Linked DNA regions of Mus musculus: all the other regions are linked to region 3. Evidence: chromatin loops called from intact Hi-C (ENCODE). Cell type or tissue: gastrocnemius. All regions are shown on one strand. Each heading gives the region's core, and the rest is flanking DNA. Links, peaks and the distances in the headings are about the cores only. Region 1 overlaps Bbx (bobby sox HMG box containing). Region 2 overlaps Bbx (bobby sox HMG box containing). Region 3 has its middle 4.6 kb from the start of Dubr. Region 4 has its middle 88 kb from the start of Gm4802. Region 5 overlaps Bbx (bobby sox HMG box containing). Region 6 holds the start of Cd47 (CD47 antigen (Rh-related antigen, integrin-associated signal transducer)).

Evidence for each region. A loop is a pair of places that touch in the nucleus more often than their neighbours do. Peaks named below come from ENCODE experiments on the same cell type or tissue, not always from the same donor. Only the 100,000 strongest peaks of a DNase experiment are listed, where the experiment ranks them.
Region 1: a loop joins it to region 3, with 8 times the contacts of the local background. A loop is called at or near these places in 28 of 42 quality-filtered maps.
Region 2: it touches region 3 in a loop (4-fold over the local background); 8 of 42 quality-filtered maps call a loop at or near these places.
Region 4: a loop joins it to region 3, with 2.6 times the contacts of the local background. A loop is called at or near these places in 10 of 42 quality-filtered maps.
Region 5: it touches region 3 in a loop (7-fold over the local background); 6 of 42 quality-filtered maps call a loop at or near these places.
Region 6: a loop joins it to region 3, with 3 times the contacts of the local background. A loop is called at or near these places in 2 of 42 quality-filtered maps.

The regions. Positions count from the first base shown.
Region 1 is chr16:50,253,857-50,259,252 of GRCm38, forward strand. The region is part of intron 7 of Bbx (bobby sox HMG box containing); the gene reads right to left. Among named protein-coding and RNA genes, the nearest start is that of Bbx, 180 kb to the right of the region's middle. In gastrocnemius, for the core only: a CTCF peak has its summit at 837 (motif pointing right); no DNase peak of the experiment used is centred there.
Region 2 is chr16:50,300,175-50,305,570 of GRCm38, forward strand. All of the region lies in intron 3 of Bbx (bobby sox HMG box containing), which reads right to left. Among named protein-coding and RNA genes, the nearest start is that of Bbx, 130 kb to the right of the region's middle. In gastrocnemius, for the core only: no CTCF peak of the experiment used is centred there; no DNase peak of the experiment used is centred there.
Region 3 is chr16:50,734,670-50,740,065 of GRCm38, forward strand. No RefSeq gene overlaps it. Among named protein-coding and RNA genes, the nearest start is that of Dubr, 4.6 kb to the left of the region's middle. In gastrocnemius, for the core only: a CTCF peak has its summit at 2,309 (motif pointing left); DNase peaks (open chromatin) are centred at 2,291 and 2,928; H3K4me3 peaks cover 1,620 bases; H3K27ac peaks cover 1,508 bases.
Region 4 is chr16:49,498,027-49,503,422 of GRCm38, forward strand. No RefSeq gene overlaps it. Among named protein-coding and RNA genes, the nearest start is that of Gm4802, 88 kb to the left of the region's middle. In gastrocnemius, for the core only: a CTCF peak has its summit at 3,013 (motif pointing right); a DNase peak (open chromatin) is centred at 2,994.
Region 5 is chr16:50,199,626-50,205,021 of GRCm38, forward strand. Bbx (bobby sox HMG box containing) reads right to left here. Exons shown (of 17, transcript NM_027444.3): 15 at 2,753-2,950; 16 at 783-966. Among named protein-coding and RNA genes, the nearest start is that of Gm4827, 130 kb to the left of the region's middle. In gastrocnemius, for the core only: CTCF peaks have their summits at 2,104 (motif pointing right) and 2,304; DNase peaks (open chromatin) are centred at 792 and 2,103.
Region 6 is chr16:49,852,841-49,858,236 of GRCm38, forward strand. Cd47 (CD47 antigen (Rh-related antigen, integrin-associated signal transducer)) reads left to right here and starts at 2,821. Exons shown (of 9, transcript NM_001368415.1): 1 at 2,821-2,992. The coding sequence starts at 2,947. It also overlaps Gm4633. In gastrocnemius, for the core only: CTCF peaks have their summits at 2,350 and 3,051; DNase peaks (open chromatin) are centred at 2,754, 3,165 and 4,943; H3K4me3 peaks cover 3,330 bases; H3K27ac peaks cover 3,531 bases.

The DNA.
Region 1 (5,396 bases), core at 190-5,189, 480 kb before region 3:
ATGTCCCTTCCCAAAATCTAGGTCCTTGTGAAACTGTACCCAATAAAGTACAATGGAAACGGCATAGATTTAAGAACCTGGGAGAATGGGAGTCTACTACTTACTTGGTGACTTGTTCCCTGAACCTAGTCCGAAGACAGAAAGAAGCACCAAGACAACAGTAGACAAAAACAAGGAGGGCAGGAGTTGTAATACTAAGCAAAGCCAGCAGCATGAGAAGACAGAGGGAGAGCGTTCCCCAAATCCTAAATTTTGACTTAGCTGTAATTTTCAATAAGCAAGGAAGGGAAATAATACAGTTATAAGAAAAACTAAATAGCTGATGTAAATGTTTATCTAGAAAAAATTAAGGTAGAGTAAATTGCCCATTAAAATTTCATCAGAATGTATATATTCAAAGAAGTAATTTACATGTGTAACTGTGATTCCATGTCACCAAGGCAAATATGAATACCTTACTAACAAAGTAAAATTGGATATGATACCTGTTAGGTGTTCTTATCTAAAGATTACAGAATATAAAAAATGTGTTTATGATATGGCAAATATACATATGTATGAACAGAAAAATCTATACTTGTGAAAAAGAAGGTGGATTTCCTACAAAAGGCTTCTTTAGCGTCCCAGACTATGAATATTATGAAATATAAAATATTTATTATTTATGTAAATTAGTTAGTGAATGATTTTTTTTAATGGATCAACATTTATTCCTCAGCATCTATTCTTATGAATTAATGAAAATAAGTAAACAGTGGTAAAACAAGAAAAGAAAAAGAAAATAAGCAACCCTGTTTCTAGAAAGTCTCTGAAATAATACACAAAGCCACTAGGTGTTGCTATACACCCAAAAATGAAAATAGCTACAGGGATTTCAGTTTAAGCACACATTGCAATCTTCTCACACTCCATTGTCAGCCAGTTTGATTCAGCAATGATTCTCCGTAAGAAAAGAAGGGGAAAGATGAGTACAGTAGGAATGGCGACAAAGTAAGGGACAGGAGCAAATCAGTGAGAAATCTCAGGTCCAGCCTCTGGATACAAAGCATGACGGAGCCAGTTACGATCACAAGTGGCTTAGGAAGCTAAGTATTATCAAGGACTGTTCCCACTTTGCAGATCTCAAAGCACAATGCTTGGCACTGTGATAAATATACAGGCTACAAAGGAGCAAGTAAATACTGTAGATCAACCATCTATTCCTACTCTTGCTAGTTCAAATACTCACTTCTCATTCACTTGTTCAGGAAGCACTATGTACCATCATGGAGACTGATAACATTAAGAAGTTTAAATACCACGTGCACCCAGTGTAAAGCAGGAAATAGAATGATGGCTAAGGGATCCTGCCAGACCCTTGGTCTGTTTGCAATTCAAGTGAAGGGAAGAGCTACACTGCAGAAATGCAAGTGGAGGCCTATGAGAAGGTTCGCTGGGAGCACAGAGAAAATCCTTTACTCTCTGAGTACTTGAGTTGGAAAGCAAGGTGGACTTCCCCTCAGCAGAGTAGTGAGAGTGACAAGTTACGGCAGATGAAAATATACAGAAGCATATTCTTGCTGTGTTTCTGAGAAATGGTCACCTCGCTGGTGTGGGTAAACGATAAGACACCATGTGAGTGTAATGGGAGATGACTCTGGCTGACAAAACTAGGACTCAGTTAAGTCTGGAAATTAGGCTGGAGGACACAGAGGGCTAGCCAAGGGTCTTAGTTAGAGGAACAGCATGATGAGAGATATGCAGTTAGATAATTATGTCAGAGGCAGTCAGGACAACCTTGGCTGGCAGCGACTGGAGGCAGGAGACCAATTAGCAGGTAGGAGAAATAAAACTGCAGAGATATGGGGCTCCAATTAAGTCAGAGATAGCACTTGCCAGTCCTCAGAAATTGTCTGGAAGGATATCAGGACATCAGGAGAAGGGTCAGTCTACACCAATATCTTCATGGTAAATAAAGCTGAGAGGAGAAAGGCTTGATGGGGGCACAGAGTATCTTTCATGGGAACAGTTTAGCATAAGAGGCGTGTGTCTGAAGGTCTAACTGACATTGGTATCCTATACTAGTACTGGGCTACCATGGGAAACAGAACCTGTTGTATCATATGGCAGAAATGGGTGAGAGTTGGGGGAGACACTAGTTTTACTCAGGGCATCCAGGCCACCAGAACCCTGCCTGCACTTCATGGATAGTTTTCTTATTATCAGAGTCTGGGCAACAGAGCACAGGAAACCCAATGTTGTTTCTACAGACAGACGACTATAATAAAAGTTGAGACAAAGGGCTGAATCTTTCTTTCTCAATGTATCTGATGAAGTGGGAAGGCACTCTGTCTTCTTGCCATCTTTAAGCATCTATGATTGCCAGCACAGATCCGGGAAAGGGACCTGACGGCCTTGGTTTTGAGTCCCACTCCTGTTGGAAGAAGCTGGGCTCCTTCGCATGACAGGCAGTACTGTCTACAAAGTAGAATAAAGCAGGAGCCTTGTCAAAAGAAAGAAGAAAACAATAAACAACAACAAAACCTCTGGGTACCTCTTCCTTTTCACTGTAGAAGTTAAACATAACACATGTCTTAACAAAGTGTATTTAGAGGCAATAAGCCCATGAAAAGAGGATAAAAGCTACTAGCAGGTAAAGAACAGGAGAAGAAGCGGAGATAATGGAATTTAATGTGTTTAAGTCTCCTGGAATAGCTAAGCATACTAGTCTAAAACAGGCACATATAAAATTAACCCAGCTGTACCAATGGGTAAGAACAGATTTTTTTTCCTATTCCACTGATATCAGAAATAAAAGTGAAAACTTTCAATTTTATCTAAATCAATATTTGAACACTTAAAATTTAGCATTTAAAAATGCAGATATAATCCTGCAAAAGATATCGGTGAAATTAACTGTTCTGTGGCTCAGACTTTGCATTTCTTCATTTGATGGAAGTCAGGAGGGTGTAAGTCCCAGAGTTAGGAGTTCCTCACTCTGTGGCCTCGGTGAATGCAATGAGGAAAAGAACAATAGGATTCTTGGGAAAGCAGAATGAGCTAACTGATGTGAAGGCTTATTTAGCCCTGTCTAGCTTGAAAGCAATCTCAAAATGACCCCTTGTGTGGCTGCTGCAGAGTTGATGCTAGGGAGGTGGAATTGAGTCATAGAGTTTCCTGGGTGCTGCTACACAGAAAACTGGCTAGTCCTGCTGCAGTGAAATCTGTGTAGCTAGACGACTGCCCCTGGTCTTTCACCCAAGGGCTACGTACTCCTGAGACTGCTAAGAGTGCAGTATCCTTACTTAAGGCATGGGTGAGCAGCACTGAAAGGATGCAGTATTGGATAAAGCTAGCTGTAATGGTTACCTACTCTATAGTACTCAGTTTCTTAAAGTCCATCTAACAACTTAGGAAATTAAAAAAAAAAAAAAAGAAACTTTCATCGTAAGATTTCCATAAAACATAAGGCTAAAAACACTTAAGTGTTATAATATATTTAATGGTAACAGCACGTGTTTTAAATATTGCTTAGCTCAAGAAATCATCAACATTCTGAAGAAGATGAAAGACTGTTGTTTCATGATATCAAGTATATCATTATCAAATTTCAATTAGGTATTCCTATCTTATTTTATAAACGTGCAGGTTATCGGTTGAAAAATGAAAAATAAAAAAGATTTTCCTTGAGAGAATTACCTTTCTTTAAGAACTTGAGCCTTAAGAGGTATCAGGTACATAAAGAGCAGATATCTGTGTATGGTCTATCCCCTTACATGCCTTCCCTACGGAAATCATTCCACGAACACTCAACATCTGACTGAACATATGAAAAGAGATGGCACACAGTTCACTACTGCCCATTTCTTCTGCAGTATGGCCTCACTGGACAGGCCTCTGAAGGGGGTGCACTCTATCTGCTAGCTCCTCTTCCACTAATCTACCTTACGTAAATTAAATTAAATTATCCTGATCCTCTAGTGATGATGAAGAAATTAAATTACAATTGTAAATTCTTCTAAAGTTTCAATGGATCAGGAACTCTGTGTGTGTGTGTGTGTGTGTGTGTGTGTGTGTGTTTACATGATGGATGTTTGAATAACTAGAATAACTTATGGTGATGATCCTGAATATTTACAAGAATTTTCAGGAAGTAAAAAAAATGCCTTACAGGCTTTATTTAATTAATCTTTGCAGTATTCTCGGGAGCTACAGAAATCAGGTATTATTATTATTAGCTCCCCTTTGTAGAATAGAAGCCAAGGCAAAAAGTACTGATCAAAAAAGATCAAAACTGTACTGTCATATCTATTTGCTAGACCAAAAGAAGCAAGCCTTCAAACACCAGAGACCTAATGTCTAAGGTGCTTCTCATACATACTACTAACTCTGGCTCTGGCAATTCAACTGAATAGACGTGCCTTCTACCATCAGAGAGGAGTCTTTTTCCTAACTTCTCCTATCTACCATTTTGCTTCCTTCTGTTCTAGCCAAGACGACTCTGTTGCTGCAACAGCGAATGTTGTCCTTGCCAAGATTAATCCAACGACTTCATGCATTTTGTATTGAACCACTGTCCTTTCCACATAACCTCTGAATCGTCCACACTCTGCTTTTATTTTAAATTTTAATTTAGCTCTACATTTTTCACACTAGCATGGATCACCAAAAAATTGTTTTGAAGATTACTTTTAGTAATTCTAAAACACAAATATCACTTTCTTTGTATTTTTATCTTCTAATAATTTACAGGTGCTGTAAGAGTTTAACTCTCTACTGCCCCTTCCACCCAGAATCTGAGGGAAAGGGTAGTATTTTTGTTTCTTCTGCCTTTTTATTTCCTGTTCCTTTAAAGCTAAATAACAACATGAGCACACTTAAACCCCTGAGTGTTTCATTTAGGCTGGTTCGCTTCTAGAGTTCAAGAGGGTTGGTTCTTCTGGGTTATTGCTCAAGCAACTTCATTTGATTTCTGGCTTAAATGATTTGCTACAATGTCATATCATACCCTTCTACTTCTTCCACTATGATGGGGCCATTTCCTACTGTGTCGAAAGCACTCAATAGACACATGCTTGCTGTGTGTTGAGGCAGGAGTCATTCCATTCTGTCTTTGTCTTACTCAGTATATCAATTTTTCTTCCCAAATCAATTAAACAAATACTGTTCTTAAAAATATTTCTCAAATATTGACATATATGAAGGCTATCATTTATGGAAAATACAAAACATCAAATTTATAAAACAAAATTCAACCCTGACTCCAGCTGACTGCAGCCAAGAGCAAAAGGTCTTACTTGGCTCAGAAACGGCAGTGTATAAGAATGCCCAACTAATAGTGCCACAGATCTATTGTGGTAAATAAACTGAGACCTGGAGGACAGGAAAAAGAAGAAGTACAAATATTGGTATAATTT
Region 2 (5,396 bases), core at 109-5,108, 430 kb before region 3:
AAGGAATGATAACTTTAAAAGGTCCTGCGAATACCACTGGGTCTGATATCATTTCAGCAAACCATGATGCTAATAAATACTTACAGTTCCATAAGTTCTCCTTCTCTAATAAAATGGCTATTTTCTTTTAGCTGAAAACACTGCCTCTGTACTTATTAAATGACAGCAATTTTACAGATATATAAAACACATGAGACAGCAGCTTAAAAATACAAAAGTTCACAAAACAAAATACAAACAAGCAACAACAACAAAAACAAACCAGAATCCCACTACTTTAGAGAAACACTAAAACAGGAAGAAACCAAGACAGGATATCAAAATTGGATGGGGGGGGGGGGGGGAGGGGAGTCAATAAGTGTTTTGTTTTCCTAAGAAATCCACTGTGGTCATACTTATATACCATAATTTCAATTTTAAAAACCATATGTATGTTTACATTTAAATACAAGGTAAAGAGGCTAAACACCACAGGTTCACAACACATGGATGGGGAGTAGTGCACTGAAGGTGAGGCCTAGTTTCCTTTGTGCTGCCGAGTATGATTCTCATCTGACTTATAAGCAAAAAGGCACTAGCAAGTTAATTTAAAATCAATTATTTTAAATGTAATTTAGCAAGACAGAGTATCAAATTTCTGAGGTACAAATCAATATGCTACCTTGGAAAGTCACTTTCTCTTGCCAAGCCTTTCTGTGACCATGAGACATCATTTCACACTTGTTCAAAATGAATTGCTTCACTACTTAATTACTGCCACTTGGCAAATAGGCCTTTTGTCTGTAATTCAATTATTGTGGGAGGTTTATAGTTTGAGTATTAAGAAGTGAAGCATTTACTTAACTATATACAGAAATAAAGATTCAACATATCACAGTCATTATAAGAGTCACTGAGGCAGTGCATGCATACCAGGCTGCCTTTATATTTTCTATAAGTCGCACCAAAACACCTGCTTAAGTTCTTTAATTTGTACCATTTCTTCAAATAAAGAATTTGGTACAAAAAAAAAGTGAACTCTATGGTCTATGTCTATGGCATGGCTGCCCTAGGCTATTAGCTAAAGTTCTGGCCTATCCTGGCAAAGGACATATGCCGTTCTGCCTAGGTTCCTTAACTCAAGTGATTACCATACTTTGATTAGAGACCAGAGTCGAATTGCTGCAGAGAGGCCCCTCCCACAAAGCTCCTGAGAGTATCTTGTCACCTAGGACAGAGAGTTTTGGTTTGTGGGTGTGTCTTTCACACTCTGTGGAAGCATGGCTGCCATACAGACTGCATTCACTGTGTGATGAATACGTGATCTGTCCTCAAAATAACCAAGCTCAAGAACAAATGTCAGAGACAGTTGAAGAAAACAGTGAATCATGTATAACCTTAAGAATGCGCAAAGGAAGGAAAGAAATATCTCTTAAGAAAGAAAGGTTTGCACTTCAAAGCTTTCTTTCCCTCAGTCTTGTTTCCAATGCCTCATGAATGTACTCTAAATCTCTGACTTAAAAAGGAGGAATGAAGTTAGCTTGAGTGCAGTACTCTGACGGACCTCCTTGTCCCTCTGCATTTCCTTACACTGCATGGCTATGAAGAATGTAGTGTGTGCTGTCATTTTACACCGTGTTTGCAATGCTAGCATGATATGCAGCTGCTGCGAACACAGCCTCCTCCAAGGACCTGGACTGACTTATGATCCGCAGGTATAAAATTCAGAGAATGTGACTGTGTCACAAAAGAGTCAAACTGACCCTTAGATAAGCAACCTCATAAAAGTATACACAAGATCATTTCAATTAGTAAAAAAATAAGTGTGGAAATTTCCAGAATTTAAACAAAACTACAACGCATCTACCTTATTGTTCATGTATATGGAATGTGCCCTCTGTGTCCAAGTGGTGGAAACTTTCAGTCACCTAACTGTTTCTGCCCAACTTAGCGATGCACACCATGCTAACCCAGCACTCCTCAGTGTGGACACTTTTGGCTTTCTGGATGGGCCAGGTACTTTATTGGCAAGACCTTTTCACTCCTTAGCCCATGCCCACATTCTTCGAGTCCCTTCTCCAATCTCAGGATGAAGCAACCTACATTCACCCCATCAGTGTGACAAGGTCTCACAAATTTCAAAGCACTTCCTGGAGGGTAGTAGGGCCTAGCTGGGAATCACTGCACCATCTATAAATGAAAACTAATTTTAAGAGCAATCTCAGTAGGGCTTTTATCTTGGTGACAACATTTCAACTTCCATTTCCCAGTTATTTCCAAGAATACAAAGTCCATTTACTATATCCTACAATATTCTTGACTAGCTTACTTTTTTTTTTTACAATATATGACTGCTTATAAACCCCAAGTTATAAAAATGTCTCTAATATTTCTACTTGTGTTTATTTTTGAACTATCAAAACAGGTTTGCCCTTCATGAAGTGGCTATACAGTGTCATCATTACCACCATCACAAGGGCTTACACTACTTAGATGCCATGTTACTCAGAGCTGCAGGAAATGAACTCTTCTCTCTGCTAGGTGACATAAAGATGCACACTCCAGGATCTACTGGGAAAGGATGGTGTCACAAGTCTGGGTTGACTAATAAACAGAACAATGAAAAGCTCATGAGTCATCTTTCAAATATGAACCGCCACTCTTAAATTTGCAAAAGAGCAATGAAATTCCAAACTATGATTATTTAGAATTGTAAATCTCCATTTTAAATTATAATACTTTTACAATGACTTAGCATGAAAGCTGAAATTTTAGTGCTTCCCTTACATCCACATGCAGCAAGCCTGAAGGACCTGTCAGTAACTAAATGGCCCTTTAAGAAACTGGCGTTACAAGACCTAACTCAACCGAAGTACAGATTGTCTCCTCTAAATATTATATAAATAGTGGTTTCTGGTTCAACGCTGGCCCTCTCTCTGCTCTTTCCTCCAACAGTGTAATTATACTGTCAGGTACAGCAAGCCCCACTGCCTTCACAATATGACTCTCTCACCAATCAGCATGCTCATTTTACATGGAAACAACTCTGCTTTTACATGACTATGAGAATACCACTTGTGCTCCTTGGCCTCTCTACAAATACTGGATTCCTACAACCCTACTTAGATTTGGAAACACTTGTCTTGGGAAGAACCAAAGATGGTATGTTTGTCTGTCTCTGCTCCACTTAAAATAGGCCGCTCAGATGTGTTGATAAAGCCTACTTTTATTTTACTGAGTATGTATGGTGCCTTTTACAGTCCAGACTTTTCCAAGAATCAAAAGTTTTACGTGGTCAAACATGTAATTTTCCCCTGTCATCCAAAACCAGGGATTCCTTGCCCACGTCTCACTATCTTCCAGGAACAGCGGTTCACCAGGAAACAAATAAAAAAAGTAGAAATTTCATACTATAGTTATTTATTGCTACCAGGATTTCTGCTCTAAAAATCCAGTTTTGATTCTTTTTAGGTTGTCATAGGCTGAGTTGTCCCAATGAGACAAGTATCACATAATAAAATAAATTAATGTTCGGTTAAAAATCAGGTTTGGAGGAAGAGTAAATTTCAAATTCCACATGGAGACATTTTTAGACCAGTAGATCTCAACCTGTGGGTCATAACTCCTTTGGCAAACTTTTATCTCCAAAAATATTTACATTTTAATTCATAACAATAGCAAAATTACAGGCATAAAGTAGCAGCAAAAATAATTCCATAGTTGGAGTCACCACAACATGAGGAACATTAAAGGTTTGCGTTAGAGAGGTTGAGAACCACTCCCTTAGACAGAGAGTTCAAGATGGGAGAGGGCTTCCTAGAAACCCTACAGTACAATTCAGAGGAAAGTGTCTGGATTGTTCTAGTATCTTCATTTTTATTTGCTTGTTTTACTTTTCTATTAAAAACAAAAGAAAAACAAACAAAACCAATGCTAAAGCAAGTGATCGCATAATACAAGAGACCTGATGCCCCTAAGATTTCACTGCTACTGGACATATACTGTGCCCTTTTTACAGAGGCTGTATTTTGATCATCAGAAGATGCCTGATGCTTTTGTTATAACTGGAGTATATTAGGTGTTTAATAAACATCCATTAAATAAATGTTTCTGCAATTGGGAAACTATTGTACTTACTACACTCAGGACAATATAACCCAGACAAAGCTAAGAAAAGATGGTGACAAAGCCCCTCAAAATCTAAGAGACTGAATCTTGAACAATTTACTACTTATATACATTGCATACTGAAAATTCTACATGGTTGTGTCATCTTACGAAGGAAGACATGAGCTGTTTGAAGCATAACTGAAATCTATATTCTCAGTATTGGAAACCTTGCAATTTACAAACTCATACTCAACAAGAAATCTGATGCTACCGATACCCTTTTGAAAGCAGTATATAAGGGTTTAGAATGAAGATATGTCAAGGCTCAGAGAGAGGAAGAGGAGGGCAGAAAGATTCTAAGAGTCAGAGGCAAACTCCAAGGAAACAGTGTCCTCCAGATGCACAGGATACATACAACACTTCACAGAGACTATGCACACACAGAGGCTGCACAGGTTACCAACCGGACTAAACCCCAGCGCTGAGAAAGATAAGTGGACACAAAGCCCCACTGCTTACAGAGAAGCTATCGCCAATTGATACCTCCAGGAAAAGGAAAATTAGTTTTCTCTAATAGAGTGTCACAGGTATGTCAACCACACTGCAGGGCAGACCCCACGTCCAGGAAAACAAAATGAGCTCCTTTGTGCATGTTTTGTTTCATTTTTTGTTTTGACTCATGTTTTTGAGGGAAAAGAACATGGCCTTGGGTAAATAAGGAGGTAGAGAGAACCGGGGAGAGTTTGGAATAAAGGAAAGAATCCGATCAAAATATAGTGTATGAAAAAATTAATAAAAAAATGAAAAAATTAATCAGAAAGAAAATAAAATCCAAGTTCTTAACTATGTCTTGAAAGAAACTCCAGATTACTTGTCAACTGCGTTTGCCGATATCCAGGTATTTCGTGTTATTGGGCTGAAATTTAACAGCATAGACACGCCAGCGTTCCTTTTATCCATAAACTTGTATGCACAGTTCCCAGGCTCCTTGCTCACTGCGTTACTCTGGGGGAACAACCTAATCTTTCTGCACCTCTCACGCTATATTCAGAAACAGGAAATGGCTGTCTCTACAAATCTTCACACCTAGTCATGTTCCTCCTTAGAACTCTGGCTTCCACAGAAGTGCTTATGAAGATCCGCTGTTATTATCCTTGCAATTAATCACAGAACATAAACATTCAAATCAACTTAAAATAAGTTGCAATTAGCAAGTTCTAGCTCCTGGCTCATTAGCATGCACAGCTCATGCATTCAGTACTGCTGAGCTACTGCAGCTAGATGTGCTAACCTTAGCTCTGCTGCTT
Region 3 (5,396 bases), core at 230-5,229:
GGTTAATCTATTAGGATTTGTTTCATGTTGCTTAGTCAAAAATAAAATTAAATAAATCTGCGGGAAAAAAACTATTGTTTTTAAATATATTTTTGAGTGGGATAATTAACTTATTTATTTATTGTTTTTTTTGTTTGTTTGTTTGCTTTTTGTTTTTTGAGACAGGGTTTCTCTGTATAGTCCTGGATGTCTGGAACTCACTTTGTAGACCAGGCTGGCTTTGAACTCAGAAATATGCCTGCCTCTGCCTCCCAAGTGCTGGGATTAAAGGTGTGCGCCACTATGCCTGGCTATTTATTTCTTTTACCATTTATTTATTCACTTTGCATCTGATTGCAATCACCCCTCTTCCCAGTCCCCTCTCTTATGACCCCTCCCCTCCCCATTCACCTTTCCCTCTGAGCGGGGGTGGGGTGGGGCGGGGGAGTCTCCCTTTCTTATCAATGTACCCTGGCACCTCAGGTCACTGCAGGTATATCCTCTCCCACTGAAACGCATTTATTTCAGTTCCTAGTTTGTATTGATGATCTCTCATTTTTATTCTGAACATTCTTCAGCTGATCTTAAAGATTATTGTTGTGGGGTTTTTTTTCTAGAAATTCTCAGAATCAACTGAGATTGATATTGAGATTTAATAGATAAAATTTTCAAGGTCAGAGGATTTTTTAAGTTACGTTTTGATGGCTGTGGTTTCTGGTTTTATAATATAATTAATTAAAAAATATTGTTCATGTTATGTTTCTTCATGTACTTTATCAAGGTATGCCTATTTTTGCCTCTGAATGTAAATTCTAGGCAATTTTAATAAATAATTTTGTTAAATTGCAGCTGGTTTAAGAGATTGTGTTATACACTATTATTATTTATGTATTTCAATTTTTCTCTAAATTAATTGTAATTCTTTCTTTATGATTATGGGCTATATACTTTTTCATAACTTTCTTTTAACCACAAAACACAACATATGGAAAAATTCTTAAGATGTGCTTTATTTAGATGGTTTGGGGTCTAAGTTTCTCTTTTTTTATTTAAGAAAATTTCTGTTCTTTTTTATAAGCATTTTCTTGCTATTTTTTGTCTGTCATCCATCTTTTTTTTTTTTTTTTTTCCTGAAATTCTCATCATTCCTGACTTACTTTTACTTTTGTTGTTGTCTTTGGGTGTGGCAGGGTGGTGGTTTTATTTATGTGTGGCAGGGTGGTGGTTTTATTGGGATCAACCCTAGTTTTCCCCTTTTATAGAGAGTGAAGACATTAGTTGACTGATGGATTCTGTCCCAGTTGTCTAATTTATAATATTTAAATGTCTAATGTTAAATGTTTAATGTGACATTTAATAGCCATTATTGTTGAGAAAAGTGGACCAAGATTCATATAAGAAAGACTACGGAGAGAGTTGACCATCCCTTTACAGAAGTGGTTGGGAAAAGCCACCCAGAATGTGATTTTTGCACAAACACTTCAGATTGGTGAAGGAACGAGTGTTTTGGATAAATGAGGCAAGAATGTTCCTGGAACAGCGTGGGCTGAGGCCCGGCAGCAGCAGAATCCCCATGCTTGGATGCCTGATCACCTTTTACCCTTCCAAACCCCAATGATCCTTGACTATAATGATCTTCAGGTCTCTGATGTTTCAATGTGAACTTCGTATTCTACCTCCAGGTCCTCAGATAAAGATCTCAGCGATAGCTTTGGGCTGTTTATCCAAAGCTTTACGGCTACAGGGGACATTTTTGTTGTTGCAACATACACATTAATGACTAACGAGTATTCAAAAGGCACAAAAACATCCACTCTCTGTATTCAGAAATGATAGGATCTTTTGAAGCCATTTGGTTTAAACTAGCTTTATCTTTTAAAAGCACAAATCCTTAACAAACAAAACAGAAAACTGTATGGCAAAGAAAGTAGCAGGAAAAGAGAGAAAGCAAGGATGAGTTTAATTTGTAAACGGAAGGGCAGAATTAAGGATGGTAACAGCGAAGGGACAAACTTTGTATCTCTACGGGGGAATTACTTCTGCCTTCTCTACGTAGTTTATTTGAAACACTTGAACTTCCTCTTTCCCTTTTCCATTTTCCTCTTTACGTCTCATTTTCTTGAGCCCAGCTGTCACAGTGAAGTCTGCCTAAGTCACAATTCATATGGAAAACTGAACCGTGCATTGTAAAATAGGACACAAAACAAAAGACTTCATCGGAGCTGAGCTCATCGCTCTTACACAGACCAGCGCAAACCCTTCAACAGTGTTCCGCACAGCCTGGGACGGTTCCTGCATTCTTAGTGTGCTACTGCCCCCTGCTGGTCATGCGGCAGCATTGACTCCAGCCACGAAACCTTCTCCAGTAAGGAAACACTGCGTGTTTCCTGCTCGCTCTCAGAAAAGTTAATGAAGATTTGAACAGACCGGTTCAGAGACTCCGAATAAAAGAAACGATTAGAGTTTCTGTCTTGTTTGGGGGCGCTTTTCGTTTTGGGTTTTGTTTCGTTTTTCTTATGAGTTCAGTTCCCCTTTCAAGTTTGTGAGGGAAGCAAAACACAAGGTCAGTAAGGTAACGTAAAAACAACCAGGAGATTAAAAACTAAGGCGGAGGCAATAGAAGTACAAAAGGAGTAGGCGACGGCGATGTCCACGCAGCAAGGTCAAGGCAGTCAGTCCCATAAAACCCTGTCGCCTTCCCCTAGGTGCTCGAGCAGAAGCACACTTCATGGAGGAACCTGGGTGGGTCCTTTGTGAGGTTCGGTTTTGCTGCTGGATTTGGTTACAGATGTTTCTCAAAGCGATTAGGATTTGGATTGGGGCCTCTACGGCAGGTCCCCGGCACACAACCCATGGATCTCATTTCCTGAGTGGTTCTTAGACATCCAAACAGGTCAGGGTCTCTTTCTTGGATGTCAGCCAGGAGCAACTGCGAGGACCTGAGCGAGCTTAGGTGTTGGGTGTTATCAGTTCCAGGCTTCCACGCCCTGACTTGTGTGGGTTCCTGCAAACCAGCACCCAGTAGGCTGAAGCAGCAGGTACCAGGATCCGCCAAGTGGCCTGAGGCTCTGCGGATGCTAGAGCCTTACTCAGCATTTGAGCCAGCTCACTGTCTTTCTCTGTGAGTCACATGGTTAGAGCCAATTCTTCCGCCTTCTGCCTATTCACATCCTTATTACATCAGTGTAGGGTACCTGAGGAAGGCTCGGTGTGGGAAATTACAAGTTTGACTCCTTTCCACAGGCCTGATGACAGTGAAGCCCATGTTCAAAAGAGAGCTTACACTTAGGATTCTTGAATAAATACCAGTTTACCATTGTTTTACTGTGCTAAGTTCACAGTTTTCTGGCACTCTCTTCTGTCTTTGGGGGCTGTTTATAACCCAAGTTGTTACCAATTAACTGTCTTACTTAATTTGTAAATTGCATATGTAAATTGTATATCTTTTTTTAAAAAAAGGAAAAAGAAAAACTGTAAGCATTCAATGGTCCATAAATTTCTATAAGTTGGTGAGCCACAAATCTTCTCTCTAAGCACCCTACAGGATGTACTCCAGTTAAAGTTTTATATTTTTTTTTCCTTCTGAGGTTCAGGGACTCACATGCTGACGATGCTGGAACTCTGTCATTGAATAACATCCATGCATAGGTATGCATGCACAGTGCCCATACATGTCAAATATCATTTAATTATGTGCACATATGCTTCAATGTGTTTATGTGCACCATATACATACAGAAGCTCATGAAGAGCAGGGTCTGACTGGATAGTTGTGAATCTCTGTGTAGGTATTGCAAATTGAACCCGGGTCTCTGCAAGAGCAATAGGCAGTCTTAACCACTGAACCATGTCTCCTGCTCCAGAAAATATTTTCAAAATCATCTTTATGATGCTTACTTTTAAATAGCATCCCCTCTCAATTCAATTTGTTCCAGGGTTCTAGGTGTTTAAAAGTAATTTGTATCCGAGAGACTGATTTTTATAATTGATGCAGAGGTGTGCTTATCACCCAGAGCTCATTTGTAACTGGAAGGGTCATCTGTTAATCATGTCACGTCTATTTCATATTTACTGTGAGTCCTTATGACCACTGGATTAGGTTCAAAGCTAACTTTAAAGCTCACGCGTACGACTGTGAGTTGCATTTGCTCAAGTTCCAGGAAATCTCACTTGCAGAACAGATCAGGTCTCTGTGATTGGGCCTTTCGTACTTTGCCTGGGTTTCTATTGCTCAATTTTCTCTTGACATTAATGCTGCCGACTGGAATGAAGGTGAGTTACAGTCCGGGTTTGCTTGTCTGTGTCCTCAGCAGCCTGCTACAAGAGGTACAAGGGGCAGGAGTGGGTGAGCAGAGCCTCACACTCACAGGCTCTGCTCCTCCCAAGGACAGAAAGATGCTCTTTGCCTGTTAGGGACATATTGCACATTAGCCTGTCCCCTCTTGTGACAAAGCAACTCTTCTCCTAAAAGCAAGAAACAGCATGGGCTGGAGAGATGGCCCAGTGGTTAAGATCGCTGGCTGCTCTTCGAGAGGATCTGTGTTCAATTCCCAGTTCCCACTCGACAGCTCGAAACTGTAACTTATGTTCCAGTGGAATCTGACTCCCTCACACAGACATGCCTGCAGACCAGACACCAATGCACATAGACATAAAAAATAAAAAAAAATTACTTATGTAGTCTGTATAGTGATATGCATGGCAGCTGGGGCTACATGGAAGGCTCTCTCAAAACTAAAAACATTCTGATTTCTCCTCTGGCTGAGGGGCTATTGGCAGTTGATAGCAGCTTGGGGAAGGGAAGAGCCGCCTTCAGGGTGGGACTGTTCGTCAGTTCCCTATGTTTGAAGGTATGATTATCCCTTTTGACTCAATAGTTTATTAAAAAAAAAAAAACCAAACCAAGAAGACGTGAAGTGGGGAGGGTGTTTGGTGTGGAGGAGTCTAGGGGGAGCAGGGACTGAGTCATAAGATATGGATACGGTCAAGTCATGTTATATACATTTATGAAATTCTTGAACATATTTAAAAACTTCCATTGATCTGGGAGGTAGCTCAATGATTGACACTGTGCCCTATGTACACAAGGCCTTGGGTTTTATCCCCAGCACTGCAATAAAAACAAACAAATAAACAGAATGGAAAATAGAAATGTCCCCCTATTGTTTTGTAGGATGTTTCTTCCAAAATTTGACTGAATGCTGATCCAAGCAGCTTCATGCAAGAATGCGATGTGATTCCAGTTATTTCTTTGGTGATAGTTACATACCCAGACTCCAACGAGTGGTGGATAATTTTGAGAAAACATATTTTATACTAATCTTAAGGTTGTCTTTCAGGTCACCTGGTAAAAGAACGAAGCCACGGGCAGCTGAGGATGGGCCCTCTGTGAAGTTCTTCACAGCCTTGAAACACTC
Region 4 (5,396 bases), core at 104-5,103, 1.2 Mb before region 3:
CTGACTGGGCTGTGAGATGTGTTAGAACTGTAGCCCCCAAACTCAGCCATGTAACCACCTGGGAACAGGAAGCCAAGCCCACCACAGAATTTCTGATTCAGTGGATGGAGCCTGCAAATTTGCATTTTTTACAGGCTTTCAGGTGAAGCAAATTCCCATACTTAGGGTAGGACTGGAATATGGGGGCTTGTTTTGTTCTGTTTTAAGCTCTGCCGGTGATTGTAAGGCATAGTCAGAGTTGAGGCAAACTTCCCCTACATTTTCTCCAAGCAGGAAATGATTATTATTAACCCAAGAGTTTTCACTTGATGTCTTTAGTATTGTAAGTTTTTAACATTCTTGGCTTAACTCATTATAGCATATGACTTCAGAAACAGAGGAGCAGATGTGTTCTTGACTCTCATTCTTCTGGCTCCAGAATTCCTGGTACTATTTGGCCCTGCTCCATATCTTTTAGAGAATAGAGCCTCTCTTCAGGAAAAATCTGAACCAACCACAGTAGTGTAGTATCAGGTGTCTAAGGCTTGCCACTTTCTGGCTGACTCGCTGTCAAAGGCTTGTGTTTATGAGAGGCTCACTAGAACTGCCCTGTGTCTGAGTGAAAGCTACTGTCCTTCTAGAACCCCATCTGGCTGGCTGGACTGTCTGGGATCATGCTTTGGCTGCTGGTGGATGGTGTCCTGCTTATGCTTAAAGTTTCTATCCCAGTGTTGATTGGTGACTGGCACAATGAGACACTGGTATCAACAGAGAAGCACACCAATTAAAGTGCAGGGATTCCTGGACTGGGGTCTGTAAACGAGAGGAACTCTGTGTAGAATCTAGCACACCCACTGAAGTGCAGGAATTCCTGGTCTGGGGTCTATATGTGAGAGGAACTCTGTGTAGAATCTGACATGGCTCCTGAGAAGCAGAACTATGTGAAGTTATATGTATGCATACATATGTGCAAGGCACAAAACTCTGAATTAGGCTCTGAGGACCCCAACCTTCATCAATTATTGAGACCATTTCTGGCAGCTGGCAAAAAAATATATCATAGAAGGGATGCCTTCTAACTTAAAGTAACAGTAATGGGTAGCCTTGCCGTAAAGTTACCAAGGATAAAATTGGTCCCAGTAGTCCTTTGTAGAGAAAGTTGTGCTGATATCATGGAACAGAGATGAAACCTCCTCTCCAACATAGATGGTCTTTCCTCTCTCCCCAGAGCTAGTTTCTAGTCTCATGAACCAGATTTGAAACCGCATCAAGAATTTAGCAGAAATGGAAAAGGTCATGTTATTGAATCAATAAGAGGCCAAAGCCCAGGCCACACTGGAAGAAACAGAGGTAGATCAGAAGGGAAAGGAAATTCTTCCTTGGTGTAGTGGCTGTTCCTGGTTGTCAACTTGACTATATCTGGAATGAACTGCAATCCAGAATTGGAAGACTCACTTGTGATCCTGATCTTGAGGCCAGAAGATACAAGTTTCTGACCTGGATCTTGGCATGGAGATCTTGGGGTATAGTGGCTATGAATCCCAGGAGAGTAAAGCAAGGAGATCTCGGAGTTCAAGGTCATCTGGGATAAAGCAGGTCCCAGGTCCAGGTGTGGTGGTACACACGTTTAATCTAGGCCACACCTTCTGCTGGAGACCTACGTAAGGACATTGGAAGAAGGAAGATCCTCTCTCTTCTTTTCCTGCTTGTCTTCTGGGACTGAGCAACTGCTAGATCTTTGGACTTCCACTCAAAGCTGCAGCGGACCATTGTTGGGAAGTTGGAATACAGTCTATAAGTCATCACCAAATCCCTTTACTATATAGAGACTACCCATAAGTTCTATGACTCTAGAGAATCCTGACTAATACACTAGGGAAGATCAGCCTTCCCGAATTAACATGTACCACAGTATGGCACCTACCCATATGTCCATAACTCCAGTCTCAGGGGATCTGACACCTTCTTCAGACTTCCTAAGACACTAGGCATGCCACTAATGAGTATACACATATGCAGGCAAAACATCCATACAGGTAAAATGCTGTTTATTTGGTTTTTTTTTTTTTTTTTTTTTTTTTTAGTCAAAAGACTAAATATTCTCATAGCTATCTCCTCTTCAAACAATCAGCTAGAATCACTTTCCCTTGGCCCAAAGAAAGACCTTAGATAGGTTTTGAATGAGATTCTATGTGGTATTCTCAGACAATGTTTCTGAAAGCCCAGCCTATTTGGTAGAATCTTCAGTGTTAAGATACAAAGGTCACAAACAGTATCTGGCTTTGTCCCTGGGGTAGGCTACATAATTGGGAGAATCCTGAAAATGCCCTCATTTCCGAGAAGACTGAACAAGTGAACTGACAAGTTGGTTAATAAACCCTATGTAACCTCTTGACTCCCAGATGAACTCCATCTTCTTGATTCAACCTTCAACTGTAGACACATTGACTCATTGAAATTCAGCAGCTCTCTATACCACCACCAGGACAGGAAATAAAAGGCTCAGCAACTAATTTCAGGCAAAGACCTTTAGGAAGACATAGTTATGATAAAGACTGAGAGACCACCTGTACAAGCAGTGTCATTAGATCCACCTCAGCACTACAACTCTATCAGAAGCCAGGGAGGCAGATGTGTCCACTCGGCACTGTGTGCAGCTTTCCAGTGGCCAGCTCAGCTGGTTCTAGGTCATACTTATTCCTTTGTGTTTTCCATGTTTGTATAATGAATATTTTCCCATAATCGAATGAGTTCAGGTGGTAGAGTGGTGTCCCTGGAAGACTAGCTCTCATTTGCTTGATGAACTGTTTTCTTTACTTCCTGTCTTTGACTCTCTGACTATCCTTTCTGGGGGCCCACTGAAACAGCTATGTTAGCTATAAGGCTTCAGTGGTTAAAAAGTCACACGTAAGGTACTTTTCCACTGCCAGCTTTAGCTCTGTGTAGTATATCTTCCTTCTAGTGCGTTCAGTCAACCATCACTCAGCCCAGAGGGTGACATTGAGGACACAGCGCTCATTCCATTAGTACCACTAGATGGCAGTATATTCTACCAGCCTCATCAGGGCATGGCTTTATCAACTTGGCCATGTATTGGGGGTTTCTTTTTATTTGTTTGAGAATTTCATACAACATATTTTGAACTTATTAACCCCTGTCCCAATTCCTTCCTGAACGCACTCAGACACCCTCCTTCCCCATCCACCTAATAATAATATGCAGTTCCTTTTTTTCTAATTTCCTTTCTTCCTTCCATTCTTCCTCCCTTTCTTCTTTCTTTCCTTCCATGGAGTCATTCCCTCATAATGGATCTGAGGGCATGCATTTACAAGAATATATATATATATATATATATATATATATATATATATATATATATATATATATATGCATCCTTCCTTGTTCTACATTTAATACTCTTGACTGATTCATCCTAAAAGTGGAATATTCTAGAAAAATTCAAGCATAATAAATGTAAGCATTTAAATATAGTCACATCCAACCTGGAAGTTTTCTATTTTAAAAACTACTTTAGAATTCCAGTTCTTGAGCTATAGCTAAAAGGCCTAAGAATTAATGTGTGTATATATATATATATATAAACTCAAGTTATCCCCGGTGAACTCCTCTAAACCTTCATGTTCTCAGTGCATTGTAGAAGGTTAAAGGTGTCCATTTCCTCTTGAAGAGACTTACCATTCCCTCTGAGTACGTTCTTATCTAAGTGTTTGCTTGGGGTTTATACTGAAGTCAGCACCAAGATAACAAAGGAGATGTAACTTTTTTTATTTGAGAATTATTATTCTGTTTTGCTTTGAAAGCTAACGGTAAGCATTCCTCGGGCTACAGAGTTTGGTTCATCGTTAGAACTGGCCAATTAGAATTGGACAGAGTTAACTGGCCAATAGACAGTAGTCCACTTAGGTTCTCATGTCATTAATATCTAGCAATGTTTTGTTTGCATTTCTTATTCTTTTATATACATTTTGTCTTTGGAACAAGTCTTAAAGTGAACATGTTAAAAGTAGGGGCATCTTTATAACAGTCCTGGGAATAAATCCTTCACCTTTATCTAACTACTCAGAGATTCAGTAGATCTTCCTACCATAATAAGAGTCCTTTACACAGTAAAATCTGTTAAGTGCATCCTGAACCATTTTATTCTGCATTTGGTGGCATTAGGGCACTACTGTGTTGCTTGTTCCCTAAATGCTTTTCCCTCTATCTGTCTGTAATGTCTATAATTAAACATAAGGGCCCAGCTAGGAGTTGCATCCTTCCTTGTTCTACATTTCTAATACCCTTGGCTGAGTCTTCCTAAAAGTGGAATATTCTAGAAAAATTCAAGCGTAATAAATGTAAGCATCTAAATATAGTCACATCCAACCTGGAAGTTTTCTATTTTAAAAACTACTTTAGAATTCCAGTTCTTGAGCCTAAGAACCTCAGTTCCGTGAGGGGAAAAATATGGCCTGTACAAACAACTAGTCCATCCTGTTCTAACCTTTAGGGTCTAGTTTGAACCCAGAGCTCTCCCAGGAACCCTGAAGAGAGCTGCTTCAGCAATGGAGATTTTTGAGATTTAAAGAACCCCAAAAGTTCAATTCAGGCAGGGCCTTCGTTGGATGCCTTTAACATATTCACTTCAGAGAGCTCTGGAGTGAGATGAGAAGAGTCTCCGTCACGGCAGCTTCAACTCTCAGAAGCGGAAGCAGAATTTGAGAAGAAAAGGAAGAAACAGAAAACCAGAGGTTTGCACCCTCGCGCTGATGAGCAGCGGCTGTGGGTTTCGGAATCTTCTCAGGAACAGAGTACATCCTATGTGGCTGCCTTTAGGACAAGGTTTGGGGTCTTGCCAAAAAAACAAAGCAAACCAAAACCAAACCCAAACAAACAAAAACCAGTCTCACTGAGCTCTAGAACCTAGGGCATTAGTGCGATATCATTCACATGGAGCAAACAATGCTAATAGCTGCAGGTTTTATTTTCTTATGTTCAGCTGTCATATGAGGCCCCAGGAAAACATCAAAATGCACTCACAGGCCACACACACACACACACACACACACACACACACACACACACACTCGCGCACACACGCAGAGGGGGGCGGGGTGAGAGAGAATTCGAGTATCCTTGAATTCAAATCCCTTTCTTAGGTGTCAAAAAACTGAAGATGCTGAAGCATGGAAGAAACACCTGTCAGATGAGAAAGAAAGAAGTGTTTGCAAGTCCCTGCCTGCTACAGGGAAAGGGCAAAGGCAAAACTATGGCTGCTTGATGCATCCCTACTGAAAGGACTGAGTGTTAATGGTGTTAGTGTAACTAAGTGACATAGGCTCCCATTTGCTGGATCTCTTCTTTATTCTGTCATGGCAAGTTGGTGACTTCACACATTATGTTGCTTAGCTTCTAGG
Region 5 (5,396 bases), core at 82-5,081, 540 kb before region 3:
GATGCCACAGTCACTCACACACCATCTCCATGCGATAAGTGCAACTGTGGTCACTTAAATGAAAAATGTTCCACTCGCTTGGATATTTGAGTACTTGGTCCAGAGTGGTGGTGTATGGGGAGGTCATGGAGACAATCTCCGAGAGATGGAGCCTTATGGGAAGAAGTTTGTGACTGGGGACGGTGGGGAAGACTTTAGTCTTTCCCCACTTCCTGTTTCCTCTGTCTGCTTTGTGCTCAGGGTTGAGATAGCGCTCTCAGCTACCTGCTCCTGCCACTAGGCCTGCTGCTTGTTGCCATGGCTCCCCACCATGATGGACTCTTAGCCTCTGCAACCATAAGCTCAAATAGAAGCTTTCTTTCCAAAGTTGCTTTTGTCATAGAGTTTTCTCAGAGCAACAGAAAATTAACAAGCACAGCCTCTCCCAACGTATACAAAACAATTGGTAGGAGTGAGAGAGGGTAGTCACCATGCTCAGGACACTGTCTGCTCTTCCCCCACCTCCTTCAGGACCTAAGTCCAGAATGCTTACATAATCCTGCTTCTTTACTCACAGGATTTTCATGGGAATAACGTTTAGCTACAGGATACTCTGATATTCAGATAAAATACGTAGTTGCCATGTTCACTAATGTTCCCTGCACTGTTAATTCACACATACATATAAATAACCGTGTCCTTGAATTCAGGAGGAAAGCCAGCTCATTGTGTGACACGCCAGTCAGTTCTGGCACGGTCGGCCGGTCTCCACAAGCTTCCTGGACTGACGTTCGATCGCTCACCTGTGCACATTCTCCATGGCCGCAACCTCAGCCAGTGCAGCGAGGCTGAAGAACGCAGACACAGCAGGCATGTCTGGAGTGCTGCTCCGTGGCTCCTCAACCGTGCTGTGTGAGCAATTGTCACCGCAGTATGTCCCAGGGACTTTGGGGAGACTCCTCTGCAGTTGCTCCTTTGGTTTGTCATCTGAAACAAAAGAAATCCATCACAGGAGGCTCCTTCAGAGAAGGATCCTGGGAAGCACTGTGCGCGACAGTGTGGAGGGCTGTTTGTCCTGCCCATGTCTGTCTGCTACCTTCAAGTAGCAAGGATTAGACAAGTCTCTTTCCCAATGGCAACTGTAGACTCTACCCTAAACCTCACTGGGGAGAAGGTATGTTGTATTCACAAAGAACCGGTTCAGGGTTGGGGTAGGTTGTAACCAAAATGAAACCCAAGAGAGTTGTGTGATGGTAACACTGTCACAGGAATGTGGGTTTGGGTCTTATGTAGTTCTAAGGGGTAGAATGGACTGAACAACAGATAATCAATCCTGCTGAGCTCCCATGTTGTCCCTCTGTTCCAAAGACCTCATGGTCAAAAATCAAAGGATTTTCTAGCACCTATGGAAAAACAAAGGGAGAATACTTTCCTTAATATGCAGACATTGTAGGAGAGACAGAATTTTAAATAATATTTCAATTTAGAAAACCAATAAAAGATATGCTGTTATAATTAAGACATAGAAGTGGCATAGCGCTTTCCTATGTAAAAGGGAGTTATTTTCTAACATTTCTCTTTTTTTCCTACAAATGAGAATGAATGAGGATATAAATGAACAAGGACATAACAATCTATAAAATGAAAGTTACACACGAAAAATAGAAAGACTACTTGGGAAAGGGGGACCAGTCAGGAGAGAAAACAGAGTAATATGATGAAATCACATTACATACATGAGTAAGAATGCCATTATGGCAACCACTTTTTTAATATATAAGTAAATACAAGTGAAATAAGAATAAAGAAAAGTGAAATGGAAGCCACAGATCAGAATATACATTAGAAAGCGAGGGGTGGAGCAGCCAGATCCCTGGGGAGACATTAGTCTTCACACTGACCTCCCACTCACAGAACCCCACCTCTTCAAAGTCTCCCCTCTGACATGACAGTAGAACGAGGAGTCTCAATCTGCCTTGTGGTTCTAACAATCATTTAAAACCACAAGACACAAGAAAAGGGCAAAATTAATAAATGGCCCTCTACTTCTAACTCAGCTAGCAGTTCATCTCTCTGAGGACTGATATTAAGCCAGATCAGATCAGATGGAATGCTACCCCCACCAGGGGGCGACAGCACAGATCACTGTGCCTACCTGACACCCCAAGCTCTTCAGGGCATGTTGAGTCATTATTGTACCCTTTAACCTTGAGCCTTTCAGAACATTTTAAAGAAACCACCATAAACAAGGAATAGATCATAGCTAAGAAAGGAAGTGGGTAATTTTACTGTCTGTTTAGATCAGAAAAGTAAGAGACGCAGACATATTCTCAGGCTCCCCTAGTGGCTTGAATCAGCACTATAGAAAACGCTGAATATATTTTTAGGTCCCTAATTCATTGCTTTGAATATCTAATAATCTGGCTTGTAATGACATGAATAGAACAGCGTGAGTTCACCCAGATCCATCGAGTAGCTTTGAAAGTCTAGGCTCTTCTGGAATTTACTTAAGACTGTTTGGGGGCGTTCTGATGAAAAGCAGCTAGTACCCCTAAACATTACCTCTCCTCTCTAGAGATTCAGACACACACTTGGAGAAACAGCTGTGGCTGTAGAGCATGAAATAGGGCATGTGTGGAGGTGAAAGTTTCAAAAACACACCAGGTCTTTATTGAGAAGCAACACTTGGCTTATAGTCATTTGGAGGCCAGCGCAGCCATGGTGGACATTTGCTGGCTCTCACAACCTTGACTTAAAAGATCTTGCTTCTTACCCAAAGTACCTCCTGCTGGTGATACTCGGCCATCTGCAGTCCTGACAAGGTGTGTGATCTTGGTTTTCCTTGCTTTTCTCTTTTGGCTGCCAACCAAAGGTTCTTGCATTGTTGTTGGCTCTGGAGTGTTGGGAATGGATAGGGCATTTTTAACCTTAAAAGCAGGCTCTGTGGTGCTTTTATCTTCGGAAAATATGGCTGAAATAGGATAAACACACAGTTATACACAAAGCCATAAGGCATCAGCACCATCCTGGAAAAGACATGTTTCTGTATGCCTGACCCATCTGAATGGCAAATTTACACTCATTTCCAAAACATTGACAGAAAAGAAAAAAGAAAGAAATGAAAAATTCCCACAATTTGTTTGCTACTTATTTATATTTTCCTTAAATTTGTAGAGGTTGCAAACACATCCTCTCATGCCTCTTTTACACTGTGAAGGACTAGATCACGTATGAACAGCAGGCATTTCATGAGTGACCTGCCTCCCACCAGTGACCTCCACCCTCAGCTCCCTCACTCCCTCTTCATCATCTTTGGATTTGGTACAGTGTTTGATCTGGTAGGTGGAGGTATTAATGTATGCAAGCCTACTGCCTGTATCCTAAGAGATCACAAGTTCTGGGTGTGGCCAGGGCACCTTTCTGAGACCTTCTGGGCCAGTACAGTTGGGTAGGATGATAACAGTACTTTCTTGTTTGAAGACATAGAGATTAAATATGTACTTCTTATATTCACATTAACAGCTGGGACATTTACCTTGAAGCACCAGGCTGGACAAAGTAGAAAAACTGTGAGGCTTAAACTTTTCTCATGCATACAGACTTATCAGATAAGGATAAGATAAACATTGGTAGGGTCAGCATGCAAATGGGACTCTGAATTCTTGGACAGAGTGAACACACTTAATGAGATAATTGAATGAAGCACAGTTCATGGAGAGACTGGGTTTTGGCACTGTAATTACAAAACCAATAAATCATTTAATAACACAGGACTGAATTCTCAGTGACTACCATCAAGGGTATGGAAGGTACAGGCCATTAAAAGTCTTCTTCCTTGGTTTTGATTACATGGGAACACTTGTCCCACACACTAACTTCCTTATGTATTCCTCCTTCCACTCCCTTATTTTGAAATTAAAAAAAAAGAAAGAAACATGTAATTACAGTATAGTAATCATTAAAAAAAGTAAATATCCTATGGGACTAGAGAGGCGGCTCAGCACTAAGCCGAGTGGCTGCTCTTCCTGAGGACCTGGGTTTGATTCCCAGCGCCCATGTGGCAAATAATAACCCTCTGGAACTCCAGTCCCAGGGAATTCAATACTGTCCTTGGGCCTCGGAGAACACTAGCACACATGTAATATGCAGACATACTTGAACATAAAATACTTACACAAGGAGGCAAAACATCCATACATCTAAAATAAATAGATTTATAAAAGTAAAAGCAATCAAGTTTCATGATTGGTGCTTTTTTTCTTTTTTCTTTTTTTTTTTATGCCAGTGACTGAGCTAAGGTTTTGGACAGGAAAAACGTTAGTAGTCATTCAATCTCCTAATAGTAGGCACAGAAATCATTTTTGACAAAGAAAAGGGAAGACTAGGTCAGGAAATGACTTGGGAGGCAGAGGCCAAAGGATGTTTAAAGTTGAGGTCAACCTGCTCTACAGAGTGAGTTTTAGAACAACCAGTGAATCTTTGTCTTGAAAAACCAACCAACCAACCAACCAACTAAACAAAAACAAAAATATATGTACAGTATAAAAAAAAAGAGCAAGAGAAAAATCTAGTAAGAACAGCTCTAAGTGTGTGAAACTCACTGCTGGTATAAATACTCCTCTAAGTCTAATTGAAAATTTTAATCTAGCTCTATAGTGATTTTAGATATAGCCTTGACAAAAGAGGACTACAAATTAGAGATTTTTTTTTTTTGCCCTGGAAATCATAGATATCTGAAATGAAGAGGTTGATTCATACTCCAAACACATAGGAAAATTACTACAATTCCACCAAAATAGAGTATGGACTTCTTTTTGGCCGTGTATCAGTATCTCAGTACTGCAACACAAATGGCTGTGTGGGGACAGGCTTAAGGCAGCAATTACTGGTTTCACAGCACTGCCTCAAAACACCCGGTAAGCATGCCTCTAAGCACTATCGAAAGTATGGACTCCACAATCAGAGAAAAGGCCTTCTTATAATTTAGACCTAGTCCCAGGTTCAAGAGCAGAATAGCTTTCATCATAGGTACTCAGGCTTAGACTACTGGTTCTTTGCTTCTTAGCTTAGCATGGGCCAATGGAAATATATATGTAAGCTCTTTAAATATAAAAGCTTTAATAAAAAAATTTGCTACAATTTAGTTAGGAATAATTCAAGTAAGTTTAATGACTAGATAGCCTTAAAACTCAAAGCTTCAGACAAGGTGAAAGAAGCCCAACCTGGATTTGCAATGAACATCAAATAATGTCTGTTGCACTTTCATAAGCCTCAGCTTTGCTTATCCCTCCTGTCACTCTGGAGGGATTTCTGCTCAACTCCCCAGTGCCACTGCTACTTCACAGGTGGGGATCCCCAAAACATACTCATTTCCCTTTGCTAAAAAAAATCTAAAACGTGTGGTAAGAAGTGCAAAG
Region 6 (5,396 bases), core at 95-5,094, 880 kb before region 3:
AAACTGTTTTTTTTTTTTTAAAAAGGTATAGACACTTTCAGAGAAATGATACACAAAGTAATTCTTTAGTCTCTACATATAAGCACAAACATGTGCCCTTGTACCAGTACATGCATGAACATGAAACACCCACATATATCATGGACATATAAGTAACCAGAAGCATCAAGAGTAAGTATATTGCTGTATCTATATAAGATTTTAGATATGGTCAGAAGCAGATGTAAGATTGGGAGGAAAAGGAAAGTTAGTATGAGGCTAACCATGAAAGAGGAACTAGTCATGAATTGAGAAGGAAGGCTATGGGGTAACTACGTGTCTTATCATAGATACCGACTTCTCTGAGCTTGTAACTCCATATTCCTCCACTCTAAGGTCAGAAGTGATTCAGGGGAAACCACACGTCTGATGAAAACTCAAGGAAAGGGCCCAGGTGAGAGCTCCAGAGAACACCAGAATAAGTAACTCCAGGCCCATGGTACCTCTTCTGTTTCCTTATCTGAACTGGGCACAACACCCTACCCACAGCTTGTGTGGAGACTCTTAATTAACATAGTTAATGTGTGCTACCTGTGTTCAAAATATCTAATGTGCACCTATCCCCTCCTCTCTCATGCCAAGCTCAAAGTCTGGATAAAAATGTTTGGATCAATTGGAAGAGAACTTCTAAGGACTTTAGGTTCTGGACTTGGAGTTTAAGGTTCTCTCAGAGAGAAGTTATCAACTCTGCAGAAATTGCTATAGAACTTTTCTGGGATAGACTCAACCTCACGCCCCATCTCAAATGCCCGAGAGAACAGTTACCACCCTCTTGACTTCTCATCCAACCAACTTATGCCCATTCCATTTTCTGCACAAGAAGACAATCATATGGCCCCCGTAGCTCCCAGCATAACACAGAGCATCACTGGATCTCCACCTCTGCAGGTTGGGCACAGTGTTTTCCAGTCAGTAGTCAGCTTTACAGGGTTAGCTGCATCCAGGAACAGCTGACAGCCTTTTTTAGCCGAGCAGCTGCTCTCTGATACACAATGTCCCTAACGCTCAAGGTCTGGTGAGCGGTCATTGTTTTGTATCCATATCAGCATTAACCGGTTCCTTTGATAGTCGGAGGGTATCTGGTCTGCCATTGAAAACCTTAACCATCAGAACTCTTAAGTCACATTAACACATCATCTAGATCAATGGGGGTGGGGGGGAAAGGGAACTTTTGGGGTTTAAAGAATTGATAATGTGGAGGAAATCTCTCTCTCTCTCTCTCTCTCTCTCTCTCTCTCTCTCTCTCTCTCTCTTTCTCTGACACACAGACACACACACAGTTGTATACTAAGGGATGTTTGTTGAGTGCTATTCTCTGAGCGTAACAGCAATCATGTTCCTCAGAACAGTGGTGACTACTTGTGACTCTCAAGATAGGATGTGCTGACTGTGGATCTTTCCTCCAGGAAGGAGAGTGACAGGAGGGTCATTGAACCCTTACTTGAGATTCTAGCTACTTCCTCTTGCACCTCTCAGACACCCCTAAGTAGGTGCTAGAGTATGCCGACTATAGAAGGGTATCAAAAGAACGGGGAATTCATGCTGCGGTGAAATTTTTAGGTGTGGTTGCTTTCAGATCTTCTGCGCTGCTGGGTGGGAAGTAACTTATAGCAAGCTCAAGAAACCTTTTGGTCCAAGACTGACTTCGGTGGAATCCTACTTTAGTTTGTTGTTGGTACCCTATCTGGGAGGGAGTGGTTATTTCCTTAGGAAAATAATCATGAAATAAGGACACTGTCACAGCATCATAGACAGTGGCAAGTTTTATCCTGAATTGGATTGCTGCTACACTGGCTATTGAGAAGGAAATGGGGTAGAAGACTTTAAGAAGTGCAATAAATAGTGTGATAGTCTTTTAGCTCAGCTCAGAGAATATCACCCAGAATGGGCACCCATTATTACAGAGATCAAGTCCTTTTAGTCAAAGGACCTTTGCCTCAGGGTGAAGAGAGTGGCTTAGAGCTACACTTTTAAACCTATTCAAGAACTGAACTCAAACAGGTCAGAGGTCTACACAAGGATGCAGACATAAGCCAGTTTCCCAATATTGCCGATAGCGTCAAGGATCTGTTTACTCACACGGGGCCTGTCTGCCACAATCCTTGTGTCTGTCACCCTTTCTCCTTCGTGGTTTTAAACTGCTCATTATGCATGGAACTTGATTGCCCAACCCTGCTTGGGGGATGAAAACATTAGCCAACAAAGAAAGAAAAACAGATAAGGAGGTCCACTTCTGGAACAAGTCAGACCGGGGAGAGATCAGGGCCAGGGGGAGCCAGAGGGAAGGAGTTCCTCGGGGGCCAGGACCTGGTCACAGCGCCCTCTCTCCGCCCAGCCCTGCGGCTCCAGGGCTGCGCGCCTTGGGAGGGAAGATGGTGAAAGCAGAAGCAGCGCCTACACCGGGAGAGCAGGGAGGAGGAGTTGGACTGAGGTTGGGCGGCTCCGAGGTCCAGGGCGAGCTTGGCCAGAGGGAGTAGAGAGCAGCGGGGCTGCGCAGGGACGCGTGCCGTGAGTTCCGGTGAGCGTGTGTGTCCCATGCTCCCGTCTTTCAGGCCGGCCCAGGACACGAAGCCGGAAGAGAGCTGGCTGGAGGGACGGGGGCCGTGAGCAGAGAGTGCAACCCGCGCAGCCCCGGGGACAGGCTGATTCTTGGCGCTCTCCGCCGGAGCCTGCCCAGGGCTGGGTGTGAGGCTGGCGTCACGTCAACGAGCAGAGGCGGCCAGGCGGGGCGGAGTGCGCGTGCGCGGGGCGGCGAGCACGCGCGCGCGCGCACCCCCGGGCAGCCTGGGCGGCCGCTCCTGCCTGTCACTGCTGCGGCGCTGCTGGTCGGTCGTTTCCCTTGAAGGCAGCAGCGGAGGCGGCGGCTGCTCCAGACACCTGCGGCGGCGACCCCCCGGCGGCGCGGAGATGTGGCCCTTGGCGGCGGCGCTGTTGCTGGGCTCCTGCTGCTGCGGTGAGTGGCTCGGGGATCCCGGCTCTCAGGCTGGTGCGCAGCACCCAGGCGCCCCCGCAGGAGTGTGGGCTGCACCCCCGCCGGCCAGGCGGCGCCCGGAGGAGAGCAGAGAGAAGAGGAGAGGGGTGGCGGGATGCGCGGGCCCTGCGCACCCGGAGCGCCACTGTGGGAGGGCCCGGCGGGGCATCGGCGCCCCTGCCTCCTCCCTCTGCTCTCCTTCCCTAGTCCCTTTCCCCCCCGGGGAGAGCGGGCTGAAGCTCCTCACTCTCCAGTGCGCACACGTAGGAAGAACTGGGAACAACCGCAACTGTGCAAAACCCCAACTGCAAAGAAAGCGAGGGGGCAGCTGCCGCCCCCCCCATCCCCTCCTCTTGCACCCCTCTCCTTTCTCAGAGCTTTCACGCAGCATTTGGGGTTGAAGGACTAGAGTGGGAGGCCCGGGCCTCTTGTGATGAAGTGCGCATTTTGGTGAAGTCGACCAGAAAGGCTTTTTGCCCTACCGCGTAAGCACTGGAGCAGAGAGAACACGGTGGACCCAAGTTTTATTTCCCACCCAGCTTTTATCGAAGCTTTTTTTTTCTTTCCCTCCCTCTGACCGCGTATTTTTGTGGTTGTTGTTTTGAATCCTCAAAACAAGCTTCCTGGAAACACTTCTCGTGACACCCCCGCTACCCCCCTCCCTTGCCAGCACTTTAATATATTCCTTATTGTAGATTAAAGTTTTTTTTTTCCCTCTTCCTTGGAGCAAACGTATTTTAAGATTTGCCCAGATATTGCCAGTGGTCTAAAGACAGTAATTGCCAGGGATGCACCTCCTCTTTTGTAAAGTATTTTGCTGTTTATGAACGCGTACCTCCTTTGTAAAAAGCCGAGGGAAGAATAGGAATTTTTGTGACCATATACCGCCCGGCAAGCTTCATATCTGCAGATTCCTCTGCGAACTTTTGGTAAGAATCGGAACAGACTTGCAGCAGGATAACAGCAAATGTTAAATTTGTCTTAGGATGGATGCTAAATTAATTGAACCTTAAACTGATGGTTAACCTCACAATGCCTTATAAAGGCCAGTGTTTGGGATCTATTTCCAAGATGCCCTTAATACCCTGCCCACCACTTCCCTCTCCCAATCATCCTGGGTGTTGTAGCTGATAATAATAAAGACCTGTGTTATCTAAATTGTTGGTATTGGATGTTTTCTGATTTTAGTCGTTTTTACTGTGCTTGTTACCATCGTTATCATTATAACACTGTTTTCAAATACCTGTTGTATAATCAGAGAGCTTTCATATTGAGCCAGATACAAATCTGTTATAAAATGCTACTGATTCAGACCATGGACAGTGAATCTTGTTTGTCTGAAGAGTGAAAAGTCTAAGCCATATATTATGTTTTTTTTTAAGCCTAATTCTCAAGTAGACTAAAAAGCAAAATTATTAGAATTGTAGTTTTGGTGATAGGAATTGTGGTAGGCCTTTGTTAGCGATAATTATGATCACATTCATTAATGCTCATTTTGTACAATGTTAGTACATTTGGTTCTATAAGGAGTTGCAAAATTCAGAACTTTCACTATTTTTATTGTGTTTGCTATTGACTAGGAAAGAAAAACAAACCCAAAATACAGGCATTATGGTTTGGGGTCGTTAGATGTTTGTAAATCAGCAATTGATAATGTTTGTCAAAGATAAGATGGACTTTTGTTTGTGTATCATATGTAGGTTCGAAAGAACACACATGAAAGCATGCTAACAGTCTCAGAACACAAGCAGTAGGGAACCTGGAGACTGGATTTAGCATCTAGCATGAGATGAAAGTCACGGATTTTTAAGGTTCATTTGTGCTGAAGTTCGATTCTGTTTTCAGTTTCATTTATAATGAAATGGGTAACCAGGGGCCATGTCCTTGTAATCTTCACAGTTTCACTGACCTCTGTGGTAAAGGGGGAGTGGGGTGGGGTTCCAACACCCTCTTCAGCCAATTACAGCGGAGTGCAGCCCCATGTAACCCTTTAGAAGATGTGGAATGAATGTCTGTATTCCTTCCCAGCATGTCCAGTTATACTTCCTTTAAAGGCATAGCAGTTTCCAGGGTAGTCACCAACTAGTAAATAAAACCTTAAATAAATAATATCAGTTGTATATGTGAACCATTAAAATTTTTTTTTGATGGTTGAGTTATTTTTCTTTGTTCAGAGTGACTTTTAAAAGTCAGGCATGCACGTGATTAAATTAAAAAATGTTTTTATTATCTAAATATAGCAGTAATTTAGCTGCTCGCATAAGAAGGTTTTCGTTTCTCCTGAAGAATAGATTGTTTTAAAGCACACGTTGCCAGTTTAAAGGAATGAACGCTTCTGTATGCGTCCTTGTTTGTGGGGCTGCATCAGCAGTCTGGAACTGCATGC